2 separate regions of the Homo sapiens genome follow, and region 2 is linked to region 1. Evidence: chromatin loops called from intact Hi-C (ENCODE). Cell type or tissue: chondrocyte. All regions are shown on one strand. Each heading gives the region's core, and the rest is flanking DNA. Links, peaks and the distances in the headings are about the cores only.

Region 1 (9,286 bases), core at 718-8,717:
ATTTCCCGTGGCTATGTAAAATTTATTTACACCCCAAAGTACAACATAAATAAAAAGGAAACTCTTAGAAATGGAGTACTTGTTTTTCCTTTTTTTTTTTTAACCCAAAGAGCCTTATTAAAAGAAAAAAATAAATTATAGCAAAATGACAAGTAACTCATCTGCCAGTCACCCGTCAAAAAAGAAACTTCTATGCAATTTTTTTCTCCAGCTTCTAGAAACCCTCTGAAATTCAGCATCTATTTTTCTTAACAATTAATAATTATTATTCCTTTTTATACAATCACTCCTTTTTATACAAATCTTAAGATTTTAAAAATTTTAAAACTTAAGCCTACTACTTAAAAGAAGTGTTAATTGTGAGTACATACATATATGTGAGACGTTTTATTTTGGAAATGAGAAATTCAATTTCAAATATTCAACAAATACTAATAAAAAGAAAACAACTGAGTAAATCTTATTTTAGTTATAATTGTGAACCAACCGGTAGTTACAATGGTCTTTAAATATTGAAACATACTATTTTCAGGAAATTTACAAAGGAAAACAGGCTTTTGAAAACCATATTGATTGTAGACCTTTACTTATTATGAAAGACAAGTACATATCACTAATAATCAGAGAAAGGAGACATTTTCAACAAATCTAATTATGTTGCTTTCAAAGCTGTAGCTGTCAAAGGTTTTAACATTCTTGTACAGTCATTCCTAAATACGGGTTTAACTTTGAATGACTTACAACTTTTAATCAGGTGGAACAAACTATTTTTACGGTTTATAACAATAAATGTGGGTGTAGTTATGTCTGCTTTCGATATTGTTGCCATAAAAATCAGATTCTGGCAGTCTTGCTCCACACAAAACAATCTGTCTCTTGTTACTACTGCTTTTTGTTTCTTGGGATAATGTTATTTTTAAAAATACACAAATGTCTTTGAATGCAGTCTCCTAAAACGCTCCGTATCACGTATCAAATATTTTTTGGGGGGATTCTCTCCCCACCCCCTCTAGTTTTTGGTTCTTCAGGTTTAAGCTTGCCAATAATATTTTAAAAGACAAAAAAAAAAAAAAAGGCACTGATTCTGCTTAAAACCAAACCGTACCCGGGAAAGGAATTCAAGTACAATCCCTTCCCTAAGGTTTTAAAAACAAAAACAACGCAACAAACAAAAAAACCATCGTCAACTTTCAATCCTGTCAGTCACCTACGTGTAAGTGAAACTTCAGAAGCTGCTGATGGGGAGCCCGCGGTTGTTAAACGCTCCTAAGACTCCCACCTAAATCCCGCAGGAGCCCGCACTGAAACTGACAAACACCCGAGGGTTCACAAAGTGGCCACAGATGAGAAGAGGAACAAAATGCCATATTCCAGGAGGTGTATTTCGCTCCAACAATTACGTTGATCCCAGGGTGCCAAGCCAAAAGGGGTAAGGGAGAAAGAAAACTGTTAAGTATGAGCCCTTAATGTGAAACCTAACCTGTTGGTTCTCTTAGGTATCAGATTTTGGAAGTGTCTGTAATGACAGCCAGGAAAGCAAACTAATGGCCAACGGCCCACTGGGTTTGAACACCAGAGTCCTGTTACCTCCTCACAGATCAAGTACACAACACACACACACACACACACACACACACACGAAGTTGCTCCACGTGGAACTGCTCTGGAACCAAAACACACGCCCGGGCGCTATTCTGCACCTTGGCAGAAAGGGCAGAGGGACCTGCACCTTCCTCCCCTGCCCTCAGGTTAAGATTCATGAATGACTCTCTAGGCCCGCTCGGGATGGCGGGGAGAGGCGCAGGAGACGCGGTGAGAGAGGACAGTCTCCACACCACTCTCCCGCACACACTCTCACCCCAGGCGCAAATCCGTTGTCTTCATAGGAAGGAGAAAGAGGGGTGGTGGTGAAGGGAAACACTATCCTCCCAAGCAGGGAAGAGATGACAAAAATTAAATTGCGCTCTCTGCTTTCGCCCCAGCTCTGCCACCGGACTCGGTCCGCAAATTCCCTAATCGCTCCGAGCTGTTCAGAATCTCGCAAACAAAGGGAGAAAACTCTTTCAAGTGCTACCAAACGAAAGTTCGGGTTGCTGTGCGGCGCAGAATAAAACAAGCACACACACGTCTACTTCCAAACCTCGCTTCACCACGCTAAAAATCCGAGCCATTTCAAGTTCCACTGCCTCCCCAGACCCAGCAGGCTTGGAAGGAGAGAAAAACCTGCTCTACCCAGCCAGGTCCCTTCCTTTGGAGAAGTTATAAGCCTTCCATGGCACCCGCTACTCGAGCCAATGAACGCGACTGCTCTGACAAGGCGCCTCTAATTTCACCGACCCTGGCAAACTGCAGGAGACATTCAGTCCACGCCACATAAAAACTATTAAAGTGGGATCGCCGCAGTTGAAAAGCCCGATCAGTGCCTGGAGATTAGAACGCGAGCCTTTAAAGTACACACGCACCCGGCACCGGGAAAGCCCAGGCGCCTGTGACCCTCCGAAGGACTCTGGGTCAGCATCCTCGCGCCTGGACCATCTAGGGGGTCATCAGAAAGTAATACACGTCATAAGAAAGATGTGGGGGAGACCCCGATGCTCGCGCCTCTGCCAGGTGGAGGCGGGGTGCAGGTAGAAGCCGCGCGCTGGACTGCTGGATGAACTCCGTTACGCGCAGGCTCCGCGCCGACCCCGGAAGGGACAGGCAGGCTCGGAAGGGACCCTTGGGGCTTGGGGACGTCTTCTAGGGCAGAGAGCACCGCTGCGGTCCGAGCGGCCCGGGCCCTCAGGCGTGGGGCACCCGGCCTCCAAGCGCCCCCCGGGGACGCAGGCGCCCACGCACCGTCCAGCTGCGCGTCCTCAGTACCCAGCGCTCGGCGTCCCCGGCGGAGCCTCGCGCACTTTCCCGGAAAGTTTGGGGGTTCTCTCAACTCAGGCTCCCCCGGGAGCCCTGGGGCGGGGGTTGGAAGAAGGGGTCACTCACCTCGTCGCCCGGTCCGCCTCGGGTTCCCGAAGTGTCTGTCCCAGCCGCGGTTCAGTGCGTCCGTAATTAAGTATTTATTCTCGTTCCTTCCAGTGTCGAAGTTTCCCCTTCGCGCTGTGCCTCTGGTGAAAACAGGACATCCCCTTCGGCCACCCCACAACAAATAGCGTACACAAGCGGGGGAGAAGCGGGGCGGAGGGAGAAGCCGGCTCCGAGGGGGAGGAGGAAAGGAGAGGAGCCAAAACTCCGGACTGCGACAGGGGGGAAAGGAGAAGAAAAGAAAATGAGAGAGCGCGCCCAGCCGCCGCAGTCGTCACTCCCCGGCTTTTCCCGCAGCTCTTTCCCCCTCTCTAAGGCAGCGACAACTTCACGTGGACAGGATGGAAGTTTTGCGCGGAAGCCGGGAACGGCCGGAGCGTGCGCCGCGCTGCCGGCAGCCTCGCACTTGCGCAGGGAGGTGGGGCGGGGGCGACGTCGCCACCGGCTACTGCGGGCTCGTGAGGCCGCCGGGGGCCTCGGGGGAGGCCGCCAGGGACGCGGGGGGCGGCGGCGCGCGGGGGACCCACTCCGTTTTTATTTGACCTCGGGTGACTGCCTATTGTCATGGTTTGCGATCTCGCGTGGGGACCGCCCAGGGCCTCGGGGCCCTGGATGTCCCGGGTGGCGCCGCCGTAATCTCCGTGCCCTCCGCGCCGCCCCCACCCCGCCCCCACCCGGGCCGACTCGAGCGGCTGCAGCCTCCAGGCTGAGGGGAGGGACCCGCGACCGCGCTCTCCTCCCTGGGCCGGAGAGCCACTGTCGATCCCCACCTGCTTCTGTGGGGCAGCCCCCGGAATTGCCTGGAACTCTCTCGCTACCCAGTTCCCCTGTGCAGGCCACTGCGGGCCCCCTGCCGGACTCCTTTCCACTTACCCCAAGGGAGGAGACAGAAGGGACTTCGCCTACTTGCAACAACGTGAAATAAAAACCAACCCAGACCAGACTGGGGCGCTTTTTCTGACGGGAGGAAATACCCTTTTCCGTGGAGATATATGTTATGAAGGACTAAGCGGTCTGGGGATAGGCTGTGCTGCGAAGGGCCTGGGCCCCTTCCAGTGCTGCTGGGTGCAGGTATAGGCATCCGTCCCAGACGCCCAAAGGTCAGGCAGCAACGACTTACTTCCAAGGCGGCGTCAGAGCTTCTCTAGGCACATTGCTGAAATGACATTTCGTGTCTAAGCCTTCTGCGCATGCACTACGCGACTACATAGGATTTACGATTTTATACCCACACGTGTGTATGCCACAACCAGGGGACACAGCAAAGGTAGACGGAATAAACAATCCATAAATTTTGCATCCATTTAATCACCTCTTCCAAAAACCTATTGTCTATTTTAGCGGCACCTTCTCTGTCATATTGATAATAAATGTTTTAATTTATTGATAAATCACTGAGTGTCAATCATTGTATTGGTCACTTATGGTACATGAGTTCATTTAACTTCCATGACAACTCTACGGTGGTCATTATTAAGCCGGTATAAAAGATGAGGAAACCAAAGCCCAAAGAATCATGAGTGACTTTTCCAAAGACAAATCCAGTGGTCTCTAATCACAAAGCCTATGATACAACAACCTCTACATTACCTTAGGTGTGGTCTAAGAGATTACAGATTAATCCGTAGAAATTACTCCCATTCAAAGAAAGTTTAGTTTTAATATATTCACTAAGTTACGTTCTGAAAAAGGTTCAGAAAAAAGATTTCATCCTCTACTTTAGGTTGGTCTTATGCAACTGATATGAGCACTGTCTAATTCAAAAGCAGTATCAACCCTGAATACTTATGGTTACAATTTATTTTTTAATGAGTGGGGAATTATCTACAATGCTTAAGAGGCTCTAGAAAAGGTGGTGTTGTAAATTTAAAATGATAAAGGCAGTCGTTGCTGCTCTCATCACTTACTGGGTGTTCTTTCCTGCAGATTTATTTTGGAGGGTGTAGGCATTGCCAGGCATAATGTTTCCTTTTCTGGTTCTCAAGGTAGAAAGGGTTCTGGCAGTGGGGTTGGCACAAAGCGGATTTGGAGCATGGTTGAGAGCACATTCTGGCCTAACGAGGAATGCCAGTTAATATACACTGGAGAGAAAAATATGAATGGACAGATTTAATTAATTTTGCAGATTTATTTTCTCCATTTCACATGTGAGAAAACTAAGGGCTCAGAATTTTTAGAAGCTTGCTAATAAATGGCAGACCTGAGTTTCAAGCCAGCCTTTATTTAAGTCCACTCTTAGTCACTGTGATGCTATTATTAGTATTAATGGTATTCAGAAAAATAGTAATTCTTTTAAATATGTAATATATTACAAGCCAAATATGCAATTTAAATGTTTTGTGAATCATAGTGTCTAAGAATGTTCTGTGGCTATAGCAAATATCATGTAAGGATTAAGTACAATGATGAATTTAATACTGTCCTCAAAAGGCAACAACATTTTGAATTTCATTTTGGCATAAAACATTATGTGCTAGTTTCACCTACAAATAAAGGTGGGAGATGTATGATTTGAATAAAATAAAAATTCATACTTTAGCATATTGTTAACATAAATATAGGGTGGGTTTTCTTAGCATGTTTCTTTGTACCCTTCTAAAGTCAGATTTTTCAGTTACACTGACCTTGCTTTCAAGGTCACTTTGCTCCTGCATAGTTTTTTGTACATCTAGATAAGAATACATGTACAGAAATTATTTTTAAAATCCAGGATAATATATTAGTTATTTGACTTCATATTACTACCTTCTAATAGTTGTCTTAAATATACATATATTAACATGGACACCACTAGGTGTCAGATAAAACGTCAATTTTCAGTACACATTTGAAATAAGTTTAACATAGGAAACAGAATTTTAGGGTTATAAAGGCAAAAATGTATTGTTTGCTTAAATGAGGCCTTATTTCCAGCATTTACATTGAATATCACTTTTATAATTATAGCCATATCGCCTATATTATTGACTTAATATGTATCTTTAAATAATCTATTTTTATTAAATAAGTTTATCTGATAAAGGACATTTTTTATAGTCACCATAAATGGAAAACTAATAAAACCCGCCATGAATAGAAGATGATCTTGCAAAGGAACCTATATTGTAGAAATAAAAGTTATTTCTCATGTACCACCTAAAATTATCTCACATACAGTTTGAGAAACATTGGTTTAAAGAATTACATTCCATATGTCCCTCAGGCTCACCAAGAGATATTTTCAAGCCTCCCCTTTTCATAACCGGAACAAAATGTTGTGTCCAATTTACTTTGAGGTATTACTTTTTAAATTCTGTGCTTATTTAATTATTGCTTTTCTTGTCTAAAATATACTTGAAGTCTCTGAAGTTGAGGCGTCTTTTTAAAATTCATGTATTATTTATTGTTTTACTTACTATCTTATTTGTGGTAAAATGCAAACAATTCATAAATGCACAATTAAAAAGCAAATCACTTTCCTGAAATATTGTACCGGTTACTCATTACCCTTCCCTAGCATCTATTAGCCCAGTAGTGCAATACAGTACAGACAATGAAGAAGAGAGGGAAAGTAGAACAGTGGGAGAAACGCAAAGGGCCTAGAAAGACACATGGGGGAAATTGAAGTCAGAGACCTGCTGCCAGATTCTTGAAGTGATTCAAAAACACCAGTGGGCCCTGCATGACATGAGTCAGGCTCTCAGAATATTTGTACATGTTCAACTCAGTCTGAAAAGGGATGTGTTTTGGGAGGAGTGGGGAGATAAAAAATATAAGACTTTATAGGGTAAATCAGTGGAAATATAAGATTCACTTATTAGCAATTCCCTTAACCAACTCCTCTGGAATGGGATGCCTCTGCAGTTACCATTTACTATTTGTTTATTTTTCAAACGTGCATGGCACTGTCTTGGCATTAGATTTTGTATAAGTCAAATTAAACAAAGCGCTCTAGGAGCTCATAATCCAAAACATAATTTTTGTTTTAATTTCATTTAAAAGCAACCTTAAGGGAAAAACCAGGCCCTCACTTTAGTAAGAACAGATTTTAGGCTAAAAAATGCTATAAGACACTACATTTATTGAAAAAGAATGCAGAGAACTGGATGCTTGTAGAAATAATCCCAAAGTAAATCTCTTGAGCAACTTTTGGTATATCTATGAACTCTAGCTGGAAATATACACAATTTTTCAAAAATACAATAATTCAGTTGTTTCTTAGTAAATTCTAAGCCAAACTATTTGAGCTTTGGAAGTATGGAGTTTTAAAGACCAACCTTAATGTGAACAAGGTTGAACAGTCTTTTAATCTACCTCTCTGCTGATGACAGACCACAGGAATAAATGAAGATAAAATATGATTGCCCAAGAATCTAGAGTCCTATGCTGCCGGTTTTCTAAAATCTATAAATAAACACACTTTCTGAGTAATTTTGTGCAGACAGATCAAGCTTAAAAAGGTTTCTACTAGTTTGTGAAAGTGAAGAAATCAAATCTTCAGGGGACCTGCTAAATTTCCTCATTCTTGGCAGGGCCTCTGAAAGAAAGGAAATGCACATTTTCTGGGAGACAGCTTCATTATATTTACTTTTAGATTTTCTCTTGAAAATTCTCTCCAGTTGAATCATTTTAGTAGCATATTAGGCAACTCTACTCCTTCTTCCATGCTTACACTCAGCCCTCAGATGTTTATAAACAGATATCATGCTCACTTTTAAGTCATGTTAGCCACGTTAAACAAATAGAAGGCCTTTTAATCTTGTGGCAGTTCAGTCTTTACAAACCCATAATCATTCTTATTGCTTGTCTCTGAACTATTTCCAATTTCCTAGATGTTCATTTTTGTTAGAGGTATCCCACATTGAATGCATTGTTCCAGGTGTGGTCTCATTAACATATTAGAATGAGTCCGAATTTATTTTCTTCGGTTGCATTATATTTTTGCCTCACTTTGAATTCCTACCAACATATGCTATTTTCATATTCTAACAACTTACATGTAATTTCTTTTTCTATTTTCACTTCACACAATATTTTTCTTGGCATACTAATCAATCTCCCAAGTACTTTGAATGAACATTTTAAAATATTAATAATAGTCAAAATATGAACAATATTACTTTCTTGTTCCTTTGAATTCATTAGCATATAGTCACCTGATTCCTTTATTCCACTTTCTCAAAAAAAGTGACCAGCCCTCAGTGCATCCACTTTGTGACTCTTCTTAATCCTAGAAATATTACTTCTGCTCCTATTCCTTTACTGAGACTGCTGTCTTTAAGCTATCATCAATGGTCTCCTATTAGTCATTCCTGAATCTTCAGCCTCTTTTATGTCCAGGAAGCATTTGGTATTATTGACAGCAGTCTTCTGTTAACTGGCTGATCAGTTTTTTTGAGAAAGTGGTGGAATAAAGGAATCAGGTGAACAGGAAAAGTCATTTTAAGGTGTGTTGGGGCTGCTGAGAATATATGCTTAAAATAGAAAACCATTGAAGAAATTGTTTCCAAGTGTACTATTAAATGTGGTGGAAAGAAGACACATTGAAAAGCTTTCATTATACTTTTCATTGATATTATAATATCCTTATTCAGAAATATTCAGTACAAGTAGATCGTTGCAATTTATCAGTGTTCCTAACTTGGACTCAGCCTCCTGAGTAGCTGGGATTACAGGCACATGCCACCACACCTGTTTTTTTGTTTTTTTCTTTTTTTTTTTTTTGCTGAGGCAGGGTTCCACTATGCTGCCCAGGCTGGTCTCAAACTGCTGCTCTCAATCAATCCTCCCATCTTGGCCTCCCAAAGTGCTGGGATTACAGGCATGAGCCAATGCCCTTATCCTCTTTTTTCTTAATGACACTCAAAAATGGACCTAGATGCAGGTTCTTTTCTCTTTCTTCACAATGCTCTCTCCTTTGATTCATCCTATAATCTCTTCTTTCACCTCTAAATAGGTGACTTAAGAACATGAATGTCCTTCCCAGAATCCTGGTTATCTTTACCAAAGGGTCAAGGTAGCATCTCAAGCTGAACATACTCCCCATCCTCTCCACCTGTCTTAGTCCATTTTCTGTTGCTTATAAAAGTATACTTGAAACTCGGTAATTTATAAAGTAATTTATTTATTACAAGGGCTGAGAAATACAAAATCAAGGGCCAGCATCTGGTGAGGACCTTCTTGCTGGTCCTTCTTTAAGAAAAATAAAATAGTTGCTTAAGTGAAGGATGTCTAAATACTCCAGTTTATAACCCTATGCCAATACGGCAGCAAACATTTAGTGTGATGA
Region 2 (9,286 bases), core at 858-8,857, 420 kb after region 1:
GTGTGGTGGTGTGTGCCCGTAGTCCCAGCTACTTGGGAGGCTGAGGCAGGGGAATCACTTGAACCTGGGAGGTGGAGGTTGCAGCAAGCCAAGATCACGCCACTGCACCCCAGCCTGGCGACAGAGCAAGACTCTGTCTAAAAATAATAATAATAATAATCCTTCTACTTATATTAAATACAAACAATTCTAATATTCGACAAAATGGCAAATCCTATAATCAGTCAGTTTACCCAATGTTCAAAGGCTTCTTGGGTCATGTCCTGGAACTTGGGGTTCTATCTTCTCATTTGGAAAATGAAGGAATCAAACTAGACCATTTCTCAAATCTCTTCCATCTTAAAAACTCAGACTCGGCCAGGCGCAGTGGCTCACACCTGTAATCCCAGCACTTTGGAAGGCCAAGGCAGGCAGATTACCTGAGGTCAGGAGTTCGAGACCAGCCTGATCAACATGGTGAAACCCCGTCTTTATTAAAAATACAAAAAAATTAGCTGGGCATGGTGGTGCACGCCTGTAGTCCCAGCTGCTTGGGAGGCTGAGGCAGGAGAATTGCTTGAACTCGGGGGGCAGAGGTTGCAGTGAGCCGTGATAGCAACACTGAACTCCAGCCTGGGCGGCAGAGTGAAACTCCGTCTCAAGAAAAAAACAAACAAACAAACAAAAAACAGAAAAACCTCAGACTCTAATTCCAGTAGAATCTGCAGTGGAAAAATATTGTCACATCAGGCCTAAATTCTCTAGAGGCAAGAGAAAGCATGTTCTCCAGAAACACAGGAAAGAAAGTAGGAAGGTCACATTTTGGTCTGGCCATATAATTACTTCTAGAAAATAACAAAACCAATAATGATAATAGAGACAAGGTGGCTGCTGACACTCAGGAAAATCACAATTGTCATTAATATTTATTTACCTTTGGTGACAGTATTAAAGAAGATCACTTATGTCATTAAGAAGAATACTATAATAGTTTGGGTTGTTTGCTTTAATTCCCTGAATTTTGCATCTTTTAACAATAAGCTAACTTTGGGAAATGATCATCATAAACATAAATATACCTTCTTGTTTTATATTAAATGGTTAGTCTTAAATAAACCCTTGTATTATGTAAGAGTCCTTCCACCATGGTAGACTCTCTTCAAAAGACTAAAATAAAAAATGAAGCAATTTGGGAATCCCCTAAGATAACAAGATGTTATTATAAAATAAATCCCCATTATTTATTTGCACAATTATTTAACTATTATTATCAAGTCACTGAAGTAGAAATCAAAGAGTCTATAGAATTCTGGAATCACAGAACAAGGTTAAAAGGAGCTGGCTTACATGATCTTCCACTCAACTCTACTGAGTTTTGTTATTATTTACATATTATTTATATGTTGGGGCCAGGCACGGTGGCTCACACCTATAATTTCAGCACTTTGAGAGGCCAAAGTGGGTGCATCACCTGAGGTCAGGAGTTTGAGACCAGCCTAGCCAATATGGTGAAACCCCGTCTCTACTAAAAATGCAAAAATTAGCTGGGTGTGGTGGCTTATGCCTGTAATCCCAGCTACTCGGGAGGCTGAGGCAGGAGAATCGCTTGAACCTGGGAGGTGGAGGCTGCAGTGAGCTGAGATCATGCCACTGAATTCCAGCCCGGGTGACAGAGCAAGACTCCATCTCAAAAGAAAAAACAAATAAATAAAATAATATACATATATTATTTTTTGTTTGTCTTCCAATTTAGATAAGGCAATATAAATATTATTAAATATATTGCTTTTTTTTTTTTTTTTTTTGAGACGGAGTCTCGCTCTGTCACCCAGGCTGGAGTGCCGTGGCGCGATCTTGGCTCACTGCAAGCTCCGCCTCCCGGGTTCACGCCATTCTCCTGCCTCAGCCTCCGGAATAGCTGGGACTAGAGGCGCCCACCATCATGCCCGGCTAATTTTTTTGTATTTTTAGTAGAGACGGGGTTTCATCGTGTTAACCAGGATGGTCTCGATCTCCTGACCTCGTGATCCGCCCGCCTCTGCCTCCCAAAGTGCTGGGATTACAGGCGTGAGCCACCGCGCCCGGCCCTAATTTTCAAATTAGAATGTCTTAGTAGGAGAATAGAGTTAAAGTGCACAGGTAGAGGAACATTTTATTTGCTGCCTTAAAGATTTTCAGCACAAGTACAAATCCGTGAACTGACAATGATTGTAAGTTCTTTTCACTTCAATAAAATGCTATTTCAATTGAGACTTTCTGTGATCTCCAGAGAAAACAGTTACTCAGTTCTATCCAATGCAGTGAAAGTGGAATCAGTCAGATAATATTCAGTTTATTTACATTTTCTTTTTTTTTTTTTCGAAACAGAGTCTCGCTCTGTGGCCAGGCTGGAGTGCAGTGGCACAATCTCGGCTCACTGCAACCTCCGCCTCCCGGGTTCAAGTGATTCTCCTGCCTCAGTCTCCTGAGTAGCTGGGACTACAGGCACCCGCCACCACGCCTAGCTAATTTTTGTCTTTTTATTAAAGATGGGGTTTCACCATGTTGGCCAAGATGGTCTCGATCTCTTGACCTCGTGATCCATCCGCTTCAGCCTCCCAAAGTGCTAGGATTACAGGCATGAGCCACCGCACCCGGCCTATTTATATTTATTTTCAACTAACGATTGCATCAAGCTGAATTTCCAAAATAAAAAGTGAATGCTGGCATTTTGTTTTCATTTTTTAACTTGAGAAAATCACCAGCGTGGGGCAAAAAAAATAACAAGAATCCTCTGTACTAATTTATAGTGACCTGAACATTTTTCTCTCCCTCTGTCTCCCTCCCTCTCCATCCCTCCCTCACTTTCTCTGTCTCTTTTTCCCACTGCCTCCTCCCCAACACCAGCAAGAAATACAGCTTTTTTTTTTTTTTTTTTTTGGAGATGGAGTCTCATTCTGTCACCCAGGCTGCAGTGCAACCTCTGCCTGTCAGGTTCAAGTGATCCTCCCACCTCAGCCTCCTGAATAGCTGGGATACAGGCATGTGCCACCGTGCCTGGCTAATTTTTGTATTTTTAGTAGACACAGGGTTTAATCATGCTGGCCAGGCTGGTCTTGAACTCCTGACCTCAGGTGATCTGCCCACCGCCTCAGCCTCCCAAAGTGCTGGGATTACAGGCATGAGCCACTGCACCCAGCCTAATACTTCTGCTTTTAAAGCATTACCTCCATTTGCTGCAAATAAACTTTGAACACGGACTTTAAAAGTGTCCCGTACTGGGATGTATTGGATTCATTGGCCAGGCAGGTTTCTGACTCACAAAAGGTCGTGTTGTTGCCCATTGCTATGACAGGAGAAACACCTTCGCAGTTTTACTGCAATATAGAAGTTTATTTGAAGACCAGCTCACTTCTTATCGGTTTTATTTTTACTGCAACCCAACACAGTAGTGTCAAACCAAAGTGACTGTTAAACTTCATCTGTCCTGTATTCTATACCGAGCATTTCCAGAAGGCAGCAGTGCAACCCAAAATACTTTGAATGAGACTCACTTCACGAGACAACACTAGGCAACAACAAAGTTAATATGACAAGTCCGCCTTTTATGCCTTGATGATGCTACTAAAAAATCTAACAGATTTATTGTATATCATTTCCTCTTCACATACAACTCTGAATTCTGCTTTTGCACTTTAGCATCGTTCACATTATGTTATCATTTTCATTATTTTAGAGTAAACTTTTCTAGAGTCTTCACATGATAGAAATTTGGAATATAATATTTTGAAAAGGATAATTTTATTTCAAAATGAAGCTTGTGGGGAAATGTAGAAAAGGTTTTAATTTCTTCTTAAATTATATGTGTATTTCCTCCTGAAAGAGTGGCATAGCTGCATCACGTTACGACCCTCGTGGGGCTAAGTACCTCCCTGCAAGACACAACATGTACCCATTTAGCAAAACATCTGCTGACTCCTAGAATCCATCAAGTTTATCCAGCTTCAAATCTACAGGAGAAGGCAGGCTTTTTAATTTGTAGCATTTTATATGCTAATATTTTATTTTCCCCTTATGGATCTCATATTTATTTTTTTTTAATGTGCATTTTGCTTCTTTTCACCTGGGGGCAGCACTGTGAAATATCACAGACCTTTGACTCGGTATTTCTCTAACGAGCCAACCAAGTACAAACAGGATTTTTATATCCATTTGTAAATTTTAGTTGGGGGTAGTTGAGAGAAGGAAAAATAAAAAGACAAATACTACATTTGTGTAAGGTTTAATTCACATCACTCATATAATTCCGTGCTGTTGGCATATGTCTCGATAAATAAGCTTCAAAAAAGAACTTATTGCAATGTAAAAATAGTTTCTCTGAATTCACATGCTTTTTACTGTTCCCAGGTCTCACAATGGCCTTTAAACGTATTTTTTCAGCTTCTTAGAGCCATGTACTCCATATTGTGATAGGATATGTTTCTATGCCCTGCTCCCTAGAGTGGAGCTGGAGAGAAAGGAAGTTGAGACAGCTTGGCTCCACACTCGACTCAAAGCAGCCCAACCTAGAGACTTACTTTCGTTGCCAGAGGAAAAGGAACCTTAAAAAATAGAGGGTGAAAAAAGGCTGAGGAGTTTAAGACTGAAAAGAAAGCCCACAAACAAACAATTGAAATATCTGAGTTCCTACTACACCACGCACTGTCCTAGGCACGGGAGATAAAGGCTCAGAACATAGATGATGCTTCCATGGAGCTATGGTGTGGAGAATTTAATCTCCAAAGTATACCCCTTGCCTTGATCATCTCCAAATTATGCCCATTTTCCAGAATAGGCTTTCTCTGGAAACTTGTTCTTCGGGTAGTTCTAGGCATATTCTCAGTATGGTGGAGAAAACATTGAAAATCAACGGTTTAAATTTTTATAATTTATTTGTATTTCACACATATATATTGCAATTGAGCAAAATTAGTAACCTTGGAAGAAAGATAAAAAACAGCCAGTGTCCACTGGTGGTTACAGAATTCTAATTGATATCATTTATAAAACTTAAACTGGCCGGGCGCAGTGGCTCACGGCTGTAATCCCAGCACTTTGGGAGGCCGAGGCAGGCAGATCATGAGGTCAGGAGATCGCGACCATCCTGGCTAACACGGTGAAACCCCGTCTCTACTAAAAATACAAAAAAAATTAGCCGGGCGTGGTGGCGGGCGCCTGTAGTCCCAGCTACTCGGGAGACTGAGGCAGGAGAATGGCGTGAACCCGCGAGGCGGAGCTTGCAGTGAGCCGAGATCGCACCACAGTACTCCAGCCTGGGCAACAAAGCGATACTCTGTCTCAAAAAAAAAAAAAAAAAAAAAAAAAAAAAAAAACTTGAACTACTTAACTACTTAAAATTACAACTAATTGAAATAATGTTATGTGAGTTAGAAAATTAATGCCAATGTCCTTTAGTATTTAAAAAGTTTAAATGTAAATGGTCTAAGAGCAAGGCTAATTTGGTATTGTTATTATTATTGGAAGCTTTCATTAAACTCAATCCAAATGATGGATAACAGTTTGTAAAAAGCAAATAAATGCAACCAGAAATAGTAAACTAAGCTCAACAATATCCTATAATCTCTATTCCTACAAACAGAATTCTCAAAATCTTCACAGAATGCGATAAGAATCTTTTCCTAGGGTGAACCTGCTATAGTCCCTGCTTCTTACCTTGTCTTCCTGTTTTTCACTGACCTGTCCCTCAGCTGGCATCAGTTTCTTACTGCCCTCTGCTGGCTAGGCATGAATTCATTCGTTTTAAGCAGTTTTGTTTTTACAACTTAAAGTACAGACAAGTATATAAACTCACTTGATTCACAAAACATAAATTTTTAAAAAGATTATTAATGGCACTCAAAATTAACCCCAAGAATGTACTGTATCTTTATTTCATTTAATTTAAAATGTTTTATTGGCATTTGGCCTTCTTTCTCAGTGCCTGCTTGGGTTTCTTCCAAGTAAACTTTCCTTTAAAAAATAAAAATAAATATTTTACTTCAAAAGCAATACATGTTGATTAGAGGAAAAAGAAAACAAGCAAATGGAAAACCTTCCTAGAAACATTAACACCTTGATGTATACCCTTCCAACCTGTCTTCTCTGCCAGCATGTACCTTTATATTCTTTTTTTTTTTTTTTTTTTTTTTTTTTTTTTTTTTTTTTTGAGACTGAGTCTCCCTCTGTTGCCCAGGCTGGAGCGCAATGTGCGATCTTGGCTCACTGCAACCTCTGCCTCCTGGGTTCAAGAGATTCTCCCACCTCAGCCTCCCGAGTAGCTGGGATTACAGGCGCCTGCCACCATGCCTAGCTAATTTTTGTATTTTTGGTAGAGATGGGGTTTCACCATGTTGGCCAGGCTGGTCTTGAACTCCTGACCTCAGGTGATCCGCGCCCACCTTGGCCTCCCAAAGTGCTAGGATTACAGGCATGAGCCACCACTCTCGGCCCCTTTATATTCTATATTATTTTAGTATTTCCTCCTTTTCTTTTTCTAGAAAATGCTATCCTATTGTACGTTCAACTACTTTTCAAAACATGTATATTAACAAATGCCCTTCTATACTATTTCAGTGGCACCCTAATATCCCATTAAGTAAACATATATTTTATTCAATTCTCCATCAACACAAAGTATTGTAGCTCTGTGATGAATATACTTACAGCTATGCCTATTCTTTTATTTGAAATTGGCCTAATAAAGGTTTTCTAAACTAAAACATTCTGAATTGATGCTTTACGATTTTTTCTCTCCCTGGCTGGGTACAGTGGCTCACACCTGTAATCTCAGCACTTTGGGAGGCCGAGGCAGGCGGATCACGAGGTCAGGAGTTTGAGACCAGCCTGGCCAATATGGTGAAACCCCGTCTCTACTAAAAATACAAAAATTAGCCAGGCATGGTGGCGCATGCCTGTAGTCCCAGTTACTTGGGAAGCTGAGGCAGAATCACTTGAACCCGGGAGGCGGAGGCTGCAGTGAGCCGAGATTGTGCCACTGCAATCCAGCCTGGGTGACACAGCGAGACTGTCTCAAAAAAAACAAAAAACAAACCAAAAAAAAAACCAAAAATTTTTTTCTCTCCCTTTATCATCAAAAAGTGAAAGGCAAATAGAACCTCACTGATTGGTAGGGTCTCAGGAGGATCACCAGGGTTTCTATCTTCACAATCTTTGTCACTCAGTTTGGTTAATTCATATTTAAAAAACGAACTCAAAAGAGATGGAAAAATACAACAAAAAGACACTTCTGTCTCTTCTCTGGCACATTTCCTTCCAAAAACTAAGGTACTGTGGAAGCCAAATTAAAAGTGTGGTGATGAAGACCGTCACTGAACATTTAGCAAAAAAAAAAAAAAAGAAAGGAAGAAAGAGGAGGAGGAAAAGGGGAGAAAAAATACTCTGAGGAATGTTTTACACAAAGTAGGGAAGAGCTTAGAAAACTGCCCATCAACATAGGTGAAGAATCCTTAGGAGGAAGATTCATCCTCCTCCCCAGTATTTGTAAGCCTTCCCAAGCAAAAGCCAGATTTGAATACAACTTATCAACACACTAAGATTATGATCTGTAAACTCTGGGAAAAGAGCTGGCTGAAACATCTCACTTATGATAAAGCAATTTGAATTGAGATGTACTGTTATATTTGAAGTGTCAAAACATGTTTTCAAAAAGGAACTCATGATTTATTTTTGCCTGGGATCGGCTTGGTCCCAATCCTTCTGAACATTCTGATGTGTCGATACTTCTATATCCCAAGCCACCAGCAGTGAGTCAGACTGGTGCCCTGAGTGAGTCTGGTGGCCTCTCCCCAGGTCACCTCCTTAACCACGCCATCTCTTTTGCTAGGACTTACTGCTGAAGTTGTTCTTCTAGCACATGGATTGACCTTTCTGAAAATGCCTGGCTGGGAGGACAATGCTGTACCCTTCTCTGCCATCAGCCTGTCCCATCCTTTTCCTGGAGTGGTGATGGCTACTGACCTTATTCCTTGACTACATAGTCTCTTCTCTCTCAGTGGCTCTCAGGAGTACTTGTGATTAACATAGTCCTTGAGCACAACTCTTTAAATAACGAACTCATTTAAAAAAAGAAATTCAAACTCCATTAAGGGCTAGTCCTCAGTAAGCCTAGCAGATGTTTCCACACTTTCCTACGGTTTATAAGCTGTCTATGTAATGCTTCTGTTGCCTCAACAATCCAGTTAAAGACTGACAGTACTTGTTTATAACAGCAGTCTAATACAGCCTTTTTACAATTTCTCTTTAGATGTTTTTTTTTTTTTTTGAGATGGAGTCTTGCCCTGTCTCCCAGGCTGGAGTGCAATGGCGCGATCTTGTCTCACTGCAACCTCCACGTCCCGGGGTTCAAATGATTCTCCTGCCTCAGCCTCCCGAGTAGCTGGGATTACAGGCACCCACCACCACACCCAGCTATTTTTTGTATTTAGTAGAGACAGGGTTTCACCCTGTTGGCCAGGCTGGTCTCAAACTCCCTGATCTCGTGAGCCGCCCGCCTTGGCCTCCCAAAGTGCTGGGATTAAGGGGTGAGCCATCGCGCTTGGCCTCTCATTCATTTTTTAAAGCATTTAAAGTGGTTTATCAGAAATACATAGAATACGCTAATAAAATCACAATGAGGCAAAAAAAAAAAAAAAAAAAGAATAAAGAACAGAAAGAAAATTGAGTCTTTCATTTGGAGGCTCTTACAGCCAAAGAAAACAGGCAGTCACAAGTCTCATTGTCCATGGGTGCAAGAAAACATCAAGTGCTAGGCTCAAACAGCTCTCCTTTTGGGTTCATGAGGGATGTCCTCAACAAGATTCTGAGCACACACAGCAACCAATGTCATAAAACAATTTTCCCCCATAAAACAATGAAGACATCTGCTTCTGTCCTGGCACTTTTGCTTCAGTGGGCTCCCCAGTGAATTCCATATAAGCTACACAGGCAAATCACACTCTGAAGCCGACATTACATTTGCACTGAGTTTTGAAGAATGAGTAGGAGATATCTAGATGGAGAAAAGTAGAGGTACTTCAAACAGAACAAACCAAAGTTATGAAGAGATGGACATGATCACTTTTCAATAACTGTAACTCAGAAGTCTGGATGAGTAACTGGAGTGGAGTGACTCATGTCTTGAAAATCATCTGGATGAGACTGACAGTAGTAAGACCTATACAGCGCAGGTAGGAGTTGAGGATGCCAAGGCCTTTGGCTTGGGAAAGTGGTACGCAGTAACAAGTGATAATGAATGCAGTATGGTGCATACCACACAGTCAGCTTTCTTTTC

What was found. Peaks named below come from ENCODE experiments on the same cell type or tissue, not always from the same donor. Only the 100,000 strongest peaks of a DNase experiment are listed, where the experiment ranks them.
Region 2: it touches region 1 in a loop (7-fold over the local background); 3 of 110 quality-filtered maps call a loop at or near these places.

The regions. Positions count from the first base shown.
Region 1 is chr6:133,235,443-133,244,728 of GRCh38, reverse strand. EYA4 (EYA transcriptional coactivator and phosphatase 4) reads right to left here and starts at 3,372. Exons shown (of 20, transcript NM_004100.5): 1 at 2,980-3,372. It overlaps LOC124901231 (serine/arginine repetitive matrix protein 1-like), which reads left to right. Exons shown (of 3, transcript XM_047419612.1): 2 at 2,318-2,510; 3 at 3,073-4,409. The coding sequence ends at 3,943. RefSeq lists enhancers at 1,242-2,134, 2,135-3,029. In chondrocyte, for the core only: CTCF peaks have their summits at 3,635, 3,859 (motif pointing left), 5,616 and 5,815; DNase peaks (open chromatin) are centred at 2,798, 2,878 and 3,848.
Region 2 is chr6:132,819,598-132,828,883 of GRCh38, reverse strand. No RefSeq gene overlaps it. Among named protein-coding and RNA genes, the nearest start is that of SNORA33, 7.0 kb to the right of the region's middle. RefSeq lists an enhancer at 7,997-8,066. In chondrocyte, for the core only: CTCF peaks have their summits at 4,111 (motif pointing right), 5,531 and 5,731 (motif pointing left); no DNase peak of the experiment used is centred there.